2 separate regions of the Homo sapiens genome follow, and region 2 is linked to region 1. The links are chromatin contacts, found by Hi-C or POLR2A ChIA-PET in ENCODE. All regions are on one chromosome and are shown on one strand. Each heading gives the region's core, a stretch centred on a gene start or an enhancer-like site at or near the end of the contact. The rest is flanking DNA. Distances are from core to core; before and after follow the strand shown. Region 1 overlaps NDE1 (nudE neurodevelopment protein 1). Region 2 holds the start of ABCC1 (ATP binding cassette subfamily C member 1 (ABCC1 blood group)).

Region 1 (5,384 bases), core at 714-3,213:
GACGTTTTGTGGAAAGTGTTTGCTGACTCATTGGACAAGACCTTGTGTTTTAACTCAAAAAATCAAGGAAATCCTGTATTTTTCTTAAGATACTGGTTTTGATGAGTCAAGATGTTCTTCCCAGTCATGTTCGAGGGCAGGGGGCAGTGGCCCTTAGACCACACATCACCTTATTTCTCTCCCCTGCCCTCCCTGCTGAGCGGCCCAGTAACCCCCTTAGACAGTCTCACTTTGCATCTCTGCTCTGCTCTCTGGCTGGCTGTGGGGTTGTAGGCAATTGATTTCACCTCTCTAGGCCTCAGTTTCTGCATTCATGACGTTAACCCTGACTTCAGAGAATCTTTGGGACGATGAAGCAAAACCCAGCCTTCCCCAACTCCTTTTCCTCTATAGAAAACAGCTCAACAGAAAAGCCAACGACATTGTGATTTATAACCATTTATTAGTGAAAGTGTTTTTAAGCACAGTCAGGGTGTAAACAGTGCAGCATTCCTGCTCCCCTCCGTGGGAGCAGCGTCTCCTTTTCAATTCATGTGACTACAGAAGGCACTTGGTGAACTGTGCGTGTCTGAGGTGTGGAAACCAGGAGAGGGGGAAAGAATTCTCAAAGGCCTGACGTGAGAAGTTGGAAAGGTTTGCAGGTTAGGGAATGAATTGGGAGTGGGGGCCGGCGGCACCCATTTCGGTGACTTTCTCCCCATTTCATGTAAACAGAATTGCCAGGGACCGGTTACCGTGGATATGTTTTTCTAAAAACTCAGTGTCTGCACAATCCATTGATAGAACTGGAGGATGTGTCTGTGTTTCCTGTTGGGTTTTTCTCATCTCTTACATCATACAAACTTCAATTTTTACCTTGAATACAGGGGTAGTAGGGGTGGTGGTGGTGGTGGTGGTTGAGACAGGGTCTCTGTTGCCCAGGCTGGAGTGCAATGATGCAATTATAGCTCATTGCAGCCTCGAAGTCCTGGGCTGGAGCGTTCTTCCTGGCTCAGCCTCCCTAGTAGCTGGGACCACAGGTGTGTACCACCACGCCCAGCTTATTTTTAAATTCTTGTATAGATGAGGTTTTACTACGTTGCCCAGGCTGGAGGGTGGTGGTTTTTATATTCCTTGTGTGAGGGGTGTCTGTGATATTTGGAATTTGAGAATGGATTTAGACAATGCTAAGTACAGTCTGCTGGGTTTTGCTTTGTTCTGGGTTGTTGTTGGGTTTTTTTTGTTTGTTTGTTTTGGTTTTTGGTTTTCTTGCCGTGGTGCAAAACTGTAGAAAGTTGCTTATTCACTGGCCTTGGTTCCATTGAAGTCTGCGTCTCGAGTGTCCGTTTCCTCCTCAGAACCATCTGCATTTTCAATAACTCTACGTCCTCCAGACCTTCTAGAAGGAACGAAAGAGGTCTCGTTTCCTCGCCTGTGGGTTGTAAGAAAACACATTATTTAGCAAAGAAATCTTCATGGTTGGGATAGATTTTTTATAAATCTATTTTAAACTTGTAGCTATAGTCCTATTGCAATATAAATTTTTTTTATGGCAGAAAACACACACGGCACAAATAAGATGCAGATATTCAAGTTGAAGTCAACAAATCATTGCCAGTCTTAAGGCATGAGTGATTGAATTTAATCAGCTGAAATTGGTTGCGGGGGTGGGTGGAGAAGGTTTTTCAAAGCAAGACGATCTGCTTTTCAATATGTCAGGCTTGGTCATTTGAGAAGCCACAGGATTCTGGTCTGCTGTGGTCTTTGATTTAGAATAGGAAAAAAACGCCAAAAACCAAGCAGGGGATTTTGTCTTCTGACTTTATTCATAGCCCATGGGGCAGAGTTGAAGAGAGAACATACTGTTTTTCTTCTGTATCTCCTCACCCCCATTCGCCTTAGAGGTGAGTTTTCAAGATTTGAATTGGAAGAAGGTGAAATGGACAAGGGCAGCCTTGAGAAGGACACAGAGGGGCTCCCTGGTTAAAAGGCGAGACAGCACCCCCTGCTGGTGTGAATGTTCATGGACTGAGTTTTCCCCACTGCAGGGACTGCTGCATCTGTTTTGCTGATCGTGGAACATACCGCACATGGCGTAAAACAGGTGCCCAGTGAATATTAGAAAAGGAAATTATACGTGTTAATCCAAGGTGGATTATTTTATTAAATTGAGATGAGGTCTTGATATTGTTGCCCAGGCTGGTCTGGAACTCCTGAGCTCAAGCAGTTCTCCTACCTTGGCCTCCCAAAGCGCTGGCATTACAGGCGTGGGCCACCACACCTGGCCTTCAAGGTGGATTTAAAAAAGAAATTTAAGAGTCTCTCTCACCCAGGCTGGAGTGCAGTGGCATGATCTTGGCTCACTGCAACCTCTGCCTCCTGAGTTCCAGCAGTCCTTGAGCCTCAGTATTGAGTAGCTGGGACTACATGCACGTGCACACTGCCACGCCTGGCTAATTTTTGTATTTTTAGCAGAGATGGGATTTTGCCATGTGACCCAGGCTGGTCTTGAACTCCTGGCCTCAAACGATCCACCTGTCTTAGCCTCTCAAAGTGTTGGGATTACAGGTGTGTGCCAGTGCACCTGGCCTCTGAGGTGGATTTTAGCTCCAGCCAGTAGGACACCCCTGTCTCTCCTTAATGCTGCCATCTCCTCTCTGCGCTGGTTCTCTCTTGAGTTTATCACCTCGACTTCACAGGAAGGGCTGGTCACGTGAGGGGAGACTTTGGGTAGGAGGAAGAGAGTGGGCAGAAGAAGGAAAAATCAGATCTGCCTGCTGCCAGCCTTCACCGTTCAGAAGAAACACTTAACTCTTTTCAGCAACCGCAACAAATAATTATGTTGGGCTCTGGCCATCTGGCCCTGTTTGACCTGAATCGGAAGACAGGTCTTATTTTAGGACATCAAAGAAGAGAGCAGACTTTTGCTCCCCACGCAAGGGTTGGATAAGAAGCCATAAGGATGAACACAACTCAGTGACCAATTCTTTAGTCAAAAGGAACAACTCGGCTGGGCATGGTGGCTCACACCTGTAATCTCAGCACTTTGGGAGGCTGAGGCGGGCGGATCATGAGGTCAGGAGATCGAGACCATCCTGGCTAACATGGTGAAACCGTGTCTCTACTAAAAATACAAAAAATTAGCCGGGCGTGCTGGCGGGTGCCTGTAGTCCCAGCTACTCGGGAGGGAGGCTGAGGCAGGAGAATGACATGAACCCAGGAGGCGGAGCTTGCAGTGAGCCGAGATGTGGCCACTGCACTCCAGCCTAGGCGACAGGGTGAGACTCCGTCTCAAAAAAAAAAAAAAAAAAAAATCAAGGCCCAGAGATTCATGATCACTGAGAAGAGGAATTCGCAAATGACCCTTTTGTTGACAGAGGATGGGAGAGACCCCGGCTGGGAAAGCCCACCTGGCTATAAAGGATGGGACTTCCCGCAGTGCAGCGATCAGGAATAAATACTTAAAGCTGCAGCCACTTCAAAGTAAACACTCCTAGCCCAGCTTCACAGAGAAGCTTCTGGACTTGCAGCCCTACTAGAGAACTCTCCATCCTTCTCTCTCTAGATGTGACCCTTAAGTCTTTTTCTTTTTTAGCACTGTTTTCCAAGCGCTTGACTCAGAAGGATGCTCAAATTCAGCGCAGAGGAGCAGCAGTTTGACTGTTCCCTGTACGCTCCCCACACAGCTCTCTTCGTCACAGTTTTAACTCCAGGTTCAAACCCTGATGGGTTGGCCAGTTGCTGCGACTCATGCCTGTAATCCCAGCACTTGGGGAGGCCGAGGTGGGCAGATCACTCGTGAGGTCAGTTGTTCGAGGCCATCCTGGCCAATATGGTGAAACCCCGTCTCTACTAAATATACTAAATTAGCCGTGCGTGGTGGCAGGCGCCTGGAATCCCAGTCACTCAGGAGGCTGAGGCAGGAGAATTGCTTGAACCCAGGAGGTGAAGGCTGCAGTGAGCCAACGTTGTGCCACTGCACTCCAGCCTGGGAAACAGCAAGACTGTCTCCAAAAAAAAAAACAAAAAAAAATCTGATGAGCTGGGAAGTAGTCCCTAACCTCCACATCAGTGCTCTAGGCACTCTCTTTTTGGCTCTTGGAAGAGTCTATTTGCTAACTGGAAAAGCTTAATGGATAAATTTGCTCCCTTGACCTAAGAAATACATTGTGCCCTGGGCCGTTGAAGCTCCTTGCTTGGCTGTCAGCCTGCAAGATACTCTGTTTTGGCTGAAGTGCTTTTCTTGGAACTGGTTTCAAATCCTAGACCAAGGTTGACACCAACTATACCTGTTACAGGAACTAAGGGACCCCCCTAAAGGTTTTCTTAAAGGGTCTGATCCTGGAGAATCTGGAATTTTTTTTTGAAATAGAGTCTCGCTGTGTTGCCCAGGCTGGAGTGCAGTGGCGTGATCTTGGCTCACTGCAGCCTCTGCCTCCCAGGTTCAAGCGATTCTCCTGCCTCAGCCTTCCAAGTAACTGGGACTACAGACATGCCACCACTCCTGGCTAATTTTTGTATTTTTAGGAGAGACGGGGTTTTACCATGTTGGCCAGGCTGGTCCTGACCTCAAGTTATCTGCCCGCCTCGGCCTCCCAAAGTGCTGGGATTATAGGCATGACCCACTGTGCCTGGCCTAGCATTTGGATTCTATTCGTGGACTCAGCTTATCCAAGGCCTCGGGAATCATCTTGAGTGTAAGCACCTGCTAGTTTGCAAGGACTCAGTTTCCCACTGACCAGTGGGTTCTGCACTTCAGCCCACCCTGGAATTTGGCTTATCCTATGATCCCAATCAGCTGGTAGGAGAGCTGCTTGAAGTGTCCTAGAAACTCATCTGCTCCCCCACAAAACTGGCTCTTAACAAGACCTCACCCTGCGCTTTAAGTATTTTGGTAGTGACAGCAAAGCTGAGATTCTCCAAAAATGAAGATGGACACAAATGAGGGTTGGTTTGGCCTCTCCATGAGGTGAAGTCAGATCCACATGGCCTAACTTCACCTGTGAAAAGTTGGTCATGCTTGTAATCCCAGCATTTGGGGAGGCCAAGGCGCGCGGATCACCTGAAGTCAGGAGTTTGAGACCAGCCTGGCCAACATGGTGATATCCTGTCTCTAATAAAAATACAAAAATTAGCTGGGCGAGGTGGCGGGAGCCTGTAATCCCAGCTACTCAGAAGGCTGAGGTAGGAGAATCGCTTGAACCCAGGAGGCAAAGGTTGCGGTGAGCCAAGATTGCGCCATTGCACTCCAGAGCGAGACTCCGTCTCAAAAAAAAAAAAAAAAAAAAGCAAAATCCCAGAGCAGCAGAGACCTCTTCATGCTTTCTTGGGAAGGGCCCTGTGTGCATCCTTGAGTCTTGGGTATCCACTCCCCAGTCCCTGAACATGTACATGCCCGTGAAGCC
Region 2 (5,733 bases), core at 1-2,500, 240 kb after region 1:
TGGGGTTGTGAGGATTGCACAAGTTAATTTGTGTAAATTGCTAAGAACACAGCCTTAGGAAGCCTTGTCACTGTGAATGCATATTAATTTTTTTTATTATTATTTTTTGAGACAGAGTCTTGCTCTGTTGCCCAGGCTGGAGTGCAGTGGTGTGATCTAAGCTCATTTCAACCTCCGCCTCCCAGGTTCAAGTGATTCTCCTGTTTCAGCTTCTCAAGTAGCTGGGACTACAGGTGCCCGCCACCATGCCCGGCTAATTTTTGTGTTTTTAGTAGAGACAGGGTTTTGCTATGTTGGCTAGGCTGGTCTTGAACTCCTGACCTTATGTGATCGGCCCGCCTCGGCTTCCCAAAGTGCTTGATTACAAGCACGAGCCACCATGCCTGGCCTACGATTATCATGTCTCCAGGCTTCAGTTTCCTTACCTCTGAGGTGAGGATCAATAACCTGGTTATTTCTAAGTGATGCTTAAAGAGGTTGAGAAGAAGCAAAGGCGCTCTGCACACAGGTGAGGTCAACAGCTGTTAGTGATGGAGACTGGCGCCGTCTGGGTCATCAGTGCTCCGGAATCAGGCTGCTCACGGGTTTGAATCTCACTTCCACTTTCACTCCTTATTAACTGTGTGACCTCGGGCAAGTCACTTCGCCTTTCTGAACCTCAGTTTCCCCATCTGTAAAAGGTAGGTGAATAACAGTATTCACCTCCTTCTGTGTGACTCAGCTTTGGAGTCAGCGGACCGGGTTCAAATCCCAGCCCTGCAAGTGATTAGCCAGGTGACCCTGGGCAGAGGGAATCACTCAACCTCTCTGCACCTGGGTTTCTTCCTTCATGAACGTGGAGACTTTACAGGATGAAATGAGGGCACAGTTAAGGCGCCCGGTACACTCCAGGCAGGTAGGGGGCTCCGTTCACGTTATTTTCCCCTGGTGACGGATACTGTCCTTAAACAGCATTTGAAAAGTGGTCGCAGGGTGTGTGGCCCCAAAGATCCCAGGCGCTTCCGGAAGGCGAGCCAACGCTCCCCAGGCCCGTCCGCGAGCGGGTGGGCCTAAGCCTTGGAGGATCTGGGGTGGGGGTGGCGCGGGGTCCAGGCCCGGGGCGCCGAGAGGTGGCTGGTCCGGCTGCCCACGCCGAGACGCGCGAGGTGAGCGGGCGCCGGGGCGGGGCGGGGTGGGGCGGGGCCGCCGCATCCCCGTGACGCGCGGGCCAACCAGGCGGCGTTGCGGCCCCGGCCCCGGCTCCCTGCGCCGCCGCCGCCGCCGCCGCCAGCGCTAGCGCCAGCAGCCGGGCCCGATCACCCGCCGCCCGGTGCCCGCCGCCGCCCGCGCCAGCAACCGGGCCCGATCACCCGCCGCCCGGTGCCCGCCGCCGCCCGCGCCACCGGCATGGCGCTCCGGGGCTTCTGCAGCGCCGATGGCTCCGACCCGCTCTGGGTACGTGCCGGGGGCCGCGTGAGGCCGGCGGGACGGAGGGAGGCCGGCGGGGAGGGAAAGCACCGGGCCCGCAGCCGCCCGGGGCACCCCGCTCCCCGCTCTGCTGCCGGCCTCGGGGGCCCGGGACCCTCACGTCGCCCGCGGCCCAGCCCCTTTCGGGGGTGCAAGGCATGGGGGAAACTTGGGTGACTCAGTTCCTGCGGAGCAGAGCGTGGGGGGCCGCGTGCCCAGCCCTGGGGTTTTGGAGGGTCGGGTCGGGTCAGAGCCGCCGTGAGGAGGCCTTCCTGTTTTGGGGTTCCCGTCTGTAAAAACAACCTTCCAGGGAAGGGGACGCTAGAGATGGGGGGCGGGAAGAGGGGTGTCTCTCTGCTTCTGTTTTCCCATCTTTTTTGTGGTTAGGGTCCCCCCTTTTCACGAAAAATACTCCGTGACCAACGGGGTGAGCTGGGGAGGGGCTTAGATTGTAGAAAGGGACTTTCATTGTCTCCCCAAAGTTGTCGTACAAGCCACATTACTCTTCTGTGGTTACCTAGCTTTGTTTTTTTTGTTCTTTCTACTTAGATACTGCGGGGGAAGTTTGGGGGAACCAGGGAAGAAGGGGGATGTCCACCCTTGATGTGCCCTACCTGACCCTCGGCTCGGGGCAGACTTGGGGTGCAGCTGAGGACGCCCAGGACCCTGGTAGCTGTGGTCCTGCCCTCCCTTCCCTGCAACACGTGGAGCTCCTCTCTGGGGATGCCCCTTAGATTTAACCCCGGCAAGTTTTCTTCTGTAACGTGGCCTGCGGAGCCTGACTGGGTGTCTGGAGTCCACTTGCTGTGGTTTAAGCCCCAGTCTTTTGGGCTTCAGCTTCTCCGTAATGCGATTTGCCTCTTTGTTCCAGGAAGGCAGGCACTTCTGTCTCGTGCTGTCTTGATTGTTGGTGAACGCAGTAGGCAAATCTGGACACGACTGTTTCTCTCTCCTCTTTTGTTTAGGAATCAGGAGAAACAGCCTTGGTTCTTAGGAGCTGGTGATCAGCTTCCAAAAATACTTTCTTGTCCTGTTTTGCCGGCCTTTCCTCGAGGGTTGCATTTGGAGTGTTGAAAAGTCATCCTCCAGGGCCCCATTGGAGGGTTTGGTTTTGTTTGTTTGTTTTTTTTAGTAGGGTATCATTGTGTTTAATAACCTACCACACTTTGATATATCTCCCATTTTAAGCCAGTGGGGTTGGAGAGTAACCCCAGGGGTGGAAATAGAACACAGACTTTGCCTTGAGGGTCTGGGGGTGATTGGAGCCTCTTTGCAGATGGACTTTCTTTAGCAGGGGAAAACCTGTGGCTTCCTTGTTGCCAGGTGTAGTAACAGCAAGATTATTTTTTGCAAAGATTCACATGGTGATCTGGGTTTGTGTTGCTGTGAATTCCAGAATATTCTCTTGTTTATTTTCTTCTGAATTGAGGAGGGGGCAAAACAGGGTGAACATCCATGAGGTTTTGTATCAGGACGTATTTTATTGATGGCAATTGGTAGTTGATGGCTAATGAGTATGTTTGGGGTGCGCTTTGTTTATCTTAAGAAACTCATTCACGAAGTCCAGTTGTAATATTTTTTAAAATTTTTATTTTCTTTTTTCTTTTTATTTTTTCCTTCGTTAAGGACTTTCTGCCACAGAAATTGCCAGGTGGTTGGGTTTTGCTTGGGGGTAATTGTAGCTGATCTCTGCCTCTGGTAGGTACCCCATCCCCGTGTTTGACCTTGCGTATTTCTGCTGTCTGGATTCCAAGACTTGTTGGAGGTGCCTTGGAACCAGAATTTGAGAGGAGGCAACTGGGGCCTGAGTGGGAAAATTGAAATATAATTAACTGAAAGCTAGAAAGTAGGTAGTTGTTGCTTTTTTCTTTTCTTTTTTTTTTCTTTTTCTTTTTTGAGACAGAGTCTTGCTCTGTCACCCAGGCTGGAGTGCAGTGGCACGATCTCAGCTTACTGCAATCTCTGCCTCCCCGGCTCAAGTGGTCCTCCTAACTCAGCCTCCCAAGTACCTGGGACTATAGGCGTGTGCCACCACGCCCAGCTAATTTTTGTATTTTTTATAGAGACAGATTCGCACTATATTGCCCAGGCTGGTCTCCTACTCCTGGGCTCAAGCGATCCTCCTGCCTTGGCCTCCAAAAGTGTTGAGATTACAGGCATGGGCCTCTGTGCCCGGCTGTTTTTGTGTTTTTCAAGGTAGCGTGTCCGAGGCCAGGAGCGACTGGCCTCCCAGGCAGTCAGATAACTGTGTGACCTTGAGCAAGCCACTTTCCCTCTGTGTGCCTCACTTTCCTCATCTCTAAAATTGGACAGGAGCCAAAAATGTGGCAGCCTTCTTGGGTTGTTGCGAAGGGTCAATGAGTTAATCTTGTAAGTGGCTCAGCTTGTGCCCTGCACGGAGATAAACAATGGTTAGTATTAAATATTATTTTTTCCAAAGATGAAGTTGTGTGTTTTAAGCTCCTTGTTCTTCCTTTGGATTCCCCTTTTCTTCAGCTGGTGGAGATGGGATTGGGCTGTGAAAAGGCAGTGAGGCACCCGTGCCTGGCTCCTGTTGTGACCAAGGTCATGTGCTTAGAAGTCAAGGTCAGTGGGCCTCGGGTGACTCTGTCAGAGCTTTGTTTCTGGGCTACTGTCTGCCTCTGAGCCGCAGGAAATGTCCAGAAAACCCAGAAGATGGAAATGGCCCATGATAAGTGTTCTGTTGACCTTTACTCAGACAGATGCTCTGGGAAGAGAAAAGGAGAACTTTGCTATCAAAACGGAAAATAGGGCCTGAGGACAGGTCACAGCAGCCCTTGGCTTTCTTTTCTCATGGGGGTGGGACTGGTAGGAGGCGCTGCTTTGTGGTTGATATTGGCATGATGGTTGGAAAAATGGGCCTGGGACTTTTTGTGAGTTCATTAAAAAAAAAAAAAAAAAAAAAAAAAAAAGCAGGCCGGGTGCAGTGGCTCACGCCTGTAATCCCAGCACTTTGGGAGGCTGAGGCAGGCGGATTGCTTGAGGTCAGGAGTTCGAGACCAGCCTAGGCAACATGGATTGACCCCCGTCTCTACTAATAATACCAAAAAAAAAAAAAAAGCCTGGCATGGTGGTGTGGCACCTGTGGTCCCGGCTACTAGGGAGGCTGAGGCACTAGAATCACTTGAAGGCTGTGGGGGTGGAGGTTGCAATGAGCTGAGATCACGGTCACTGCACTCCAGTCTGGGCCACAGACTGAGACCCTGTCTCAAAAAAAAGAGGGCCGGGTGTAGTAGATCATGCCTGTAATCCCAGCACTTTGGGAGGCCAAGGCAGGCGGATCACCTGAGGTCAGGGGTTCAAGACCAGCCTGACCAACATGGCAAAACCCCATCCCTACTAAAAATACAAAAATTAGCTGGGCCTGGTGATTCACGCCTGTAATTCCAGCTACTTGGGAGGCTGAGGCAGGAGAATTGCTTGAACCTGGGAAGAGGTTGCAGTGAGCTGAGATCACATCACTGCACTCCAACCTGGGCGACAGAGAGACTGTCTCAAAAGAAAAAAAAAATTGTGCTTCAGGCCCTGTGTAGAAAAATTGGAAATTATGGAAAAGCAGAGGAAACAACTTGGTATTAAGCAGTATAGTGTGGTGGCTCAGAGCAAATTCGCCTCTGCTGCTGAGGCAGGTTACGTCATCTCTCCGTGCCTCAGTTTCCCTATGTGGGATAACGTAGTACCTAGTGAATAGCGGTGACTTGAGGAATAAGTGAGTTAATCCTTAGCAAGGACTTAAAATGTTGCTGCTTGGCACACAGCGCTCAGTAAAGATCAGTGGTCGTTGCCACCTGGAATTCTCCAGTTAATTTTTGCTGTTGCACCAACTGCCACTGGAGAAGACCAGAAGGAAGCTGCAGGTGTGTGTCACCGTCGATGGAGTGAGCTGGTCCCAGGGTTGATGTGCACCTCTGAGATGCTCTGTGGCATCCACCAACTCAGTAACCCCCTGAATATCTGACTTAGCCGCCAAGGAAGAATATCTTAGAAGCTATTAGGAATTCCTCTTGGGGCTAGGTCTGGGCCTTGGAGTCAGTCTGATCCCTGGTTTAATTCTTCCCCTTGGCTCAACAGCAGTGTACGACGAGCCAATTTTTCCCCTCCTCCAAGTGTGGCTTTGGTTTTCAAATCCATCCCTTAGCCTTCTCCTACTTCCTCTGTTTTCCCCTCCCCACCCTTTTTTTTTTTTTTTTTTTGAGATGGTGTCTTGCTGTGTCGCCCAGGCTAGGGTGCAGTGGTGTGATCTCGGTTCACTACAACCTCTGCCTG

What was found. Hi-C counts contacts between places; a loop is a spot of excess contacts on that map. ChIA-PET counts read pairs that join two places held with the same protein, here RNA polymerase II (POLR2A). Pooled maps may share reads with other maps.
Region 2: a loop to region 1 is called in a pooled map, with 2.2 times the contacts of the local background. The contact joins the promoter of ABCC1 here to the enhancer-like site in region 1. A Hi-C loop is called at or near these places in 1 of 50 pooled maps. POLR2A ChIA-PET finds 5 or more read pairs at or near these places in 2 of 52 experiments (CD8-positive, alpha-beta memory T cell and naive thymus-derived CD4-positive, alpha-beta T cell).

What each region holds. Positions count from the first base shown.
Region 1 is chr16:15,702,713-15,708,096 of GRCh38, forward strand. All of the region lies in intron 8 of NDE1 (nudE neurodevelopment protein 1), which reads left to right. MYH11 (myosin heavy chain 11) reads right to left here. Exons shown (of 41, transcript NM_002474.3): 41 at 423-1,411. The coding sequence ends at 1,279. Among named protein-coding and RNA genes, the nearest start is that of NDE1, 55 kb to the left of the region's middle. Within about 2 kb of position 1,964, at least 3 of the 41 ENCODE cell types and tissues checked have a DNase peak (open chromatin) inside an H3K27ac peak, as active enhancers do.
Region 2 is chr16:15,948,366-15,954,098 of GRCh38, forward strand. It overlaps ABCC1 (ATP binding cassette subfamily C member 1 (ABCC1 blood group)), which reads left to right and starts at 1,251. Exons shown (of 31, transcript NM_004996.4): 1 at 1,251-1,434. The coding sequence starts at 1,387. It overlaps LOC107984869 (a long non-coding RNA gene), which reads right to left and starts at 806. Exons shown (of 3, transcript XR_001752339.2): 1 at 426-806.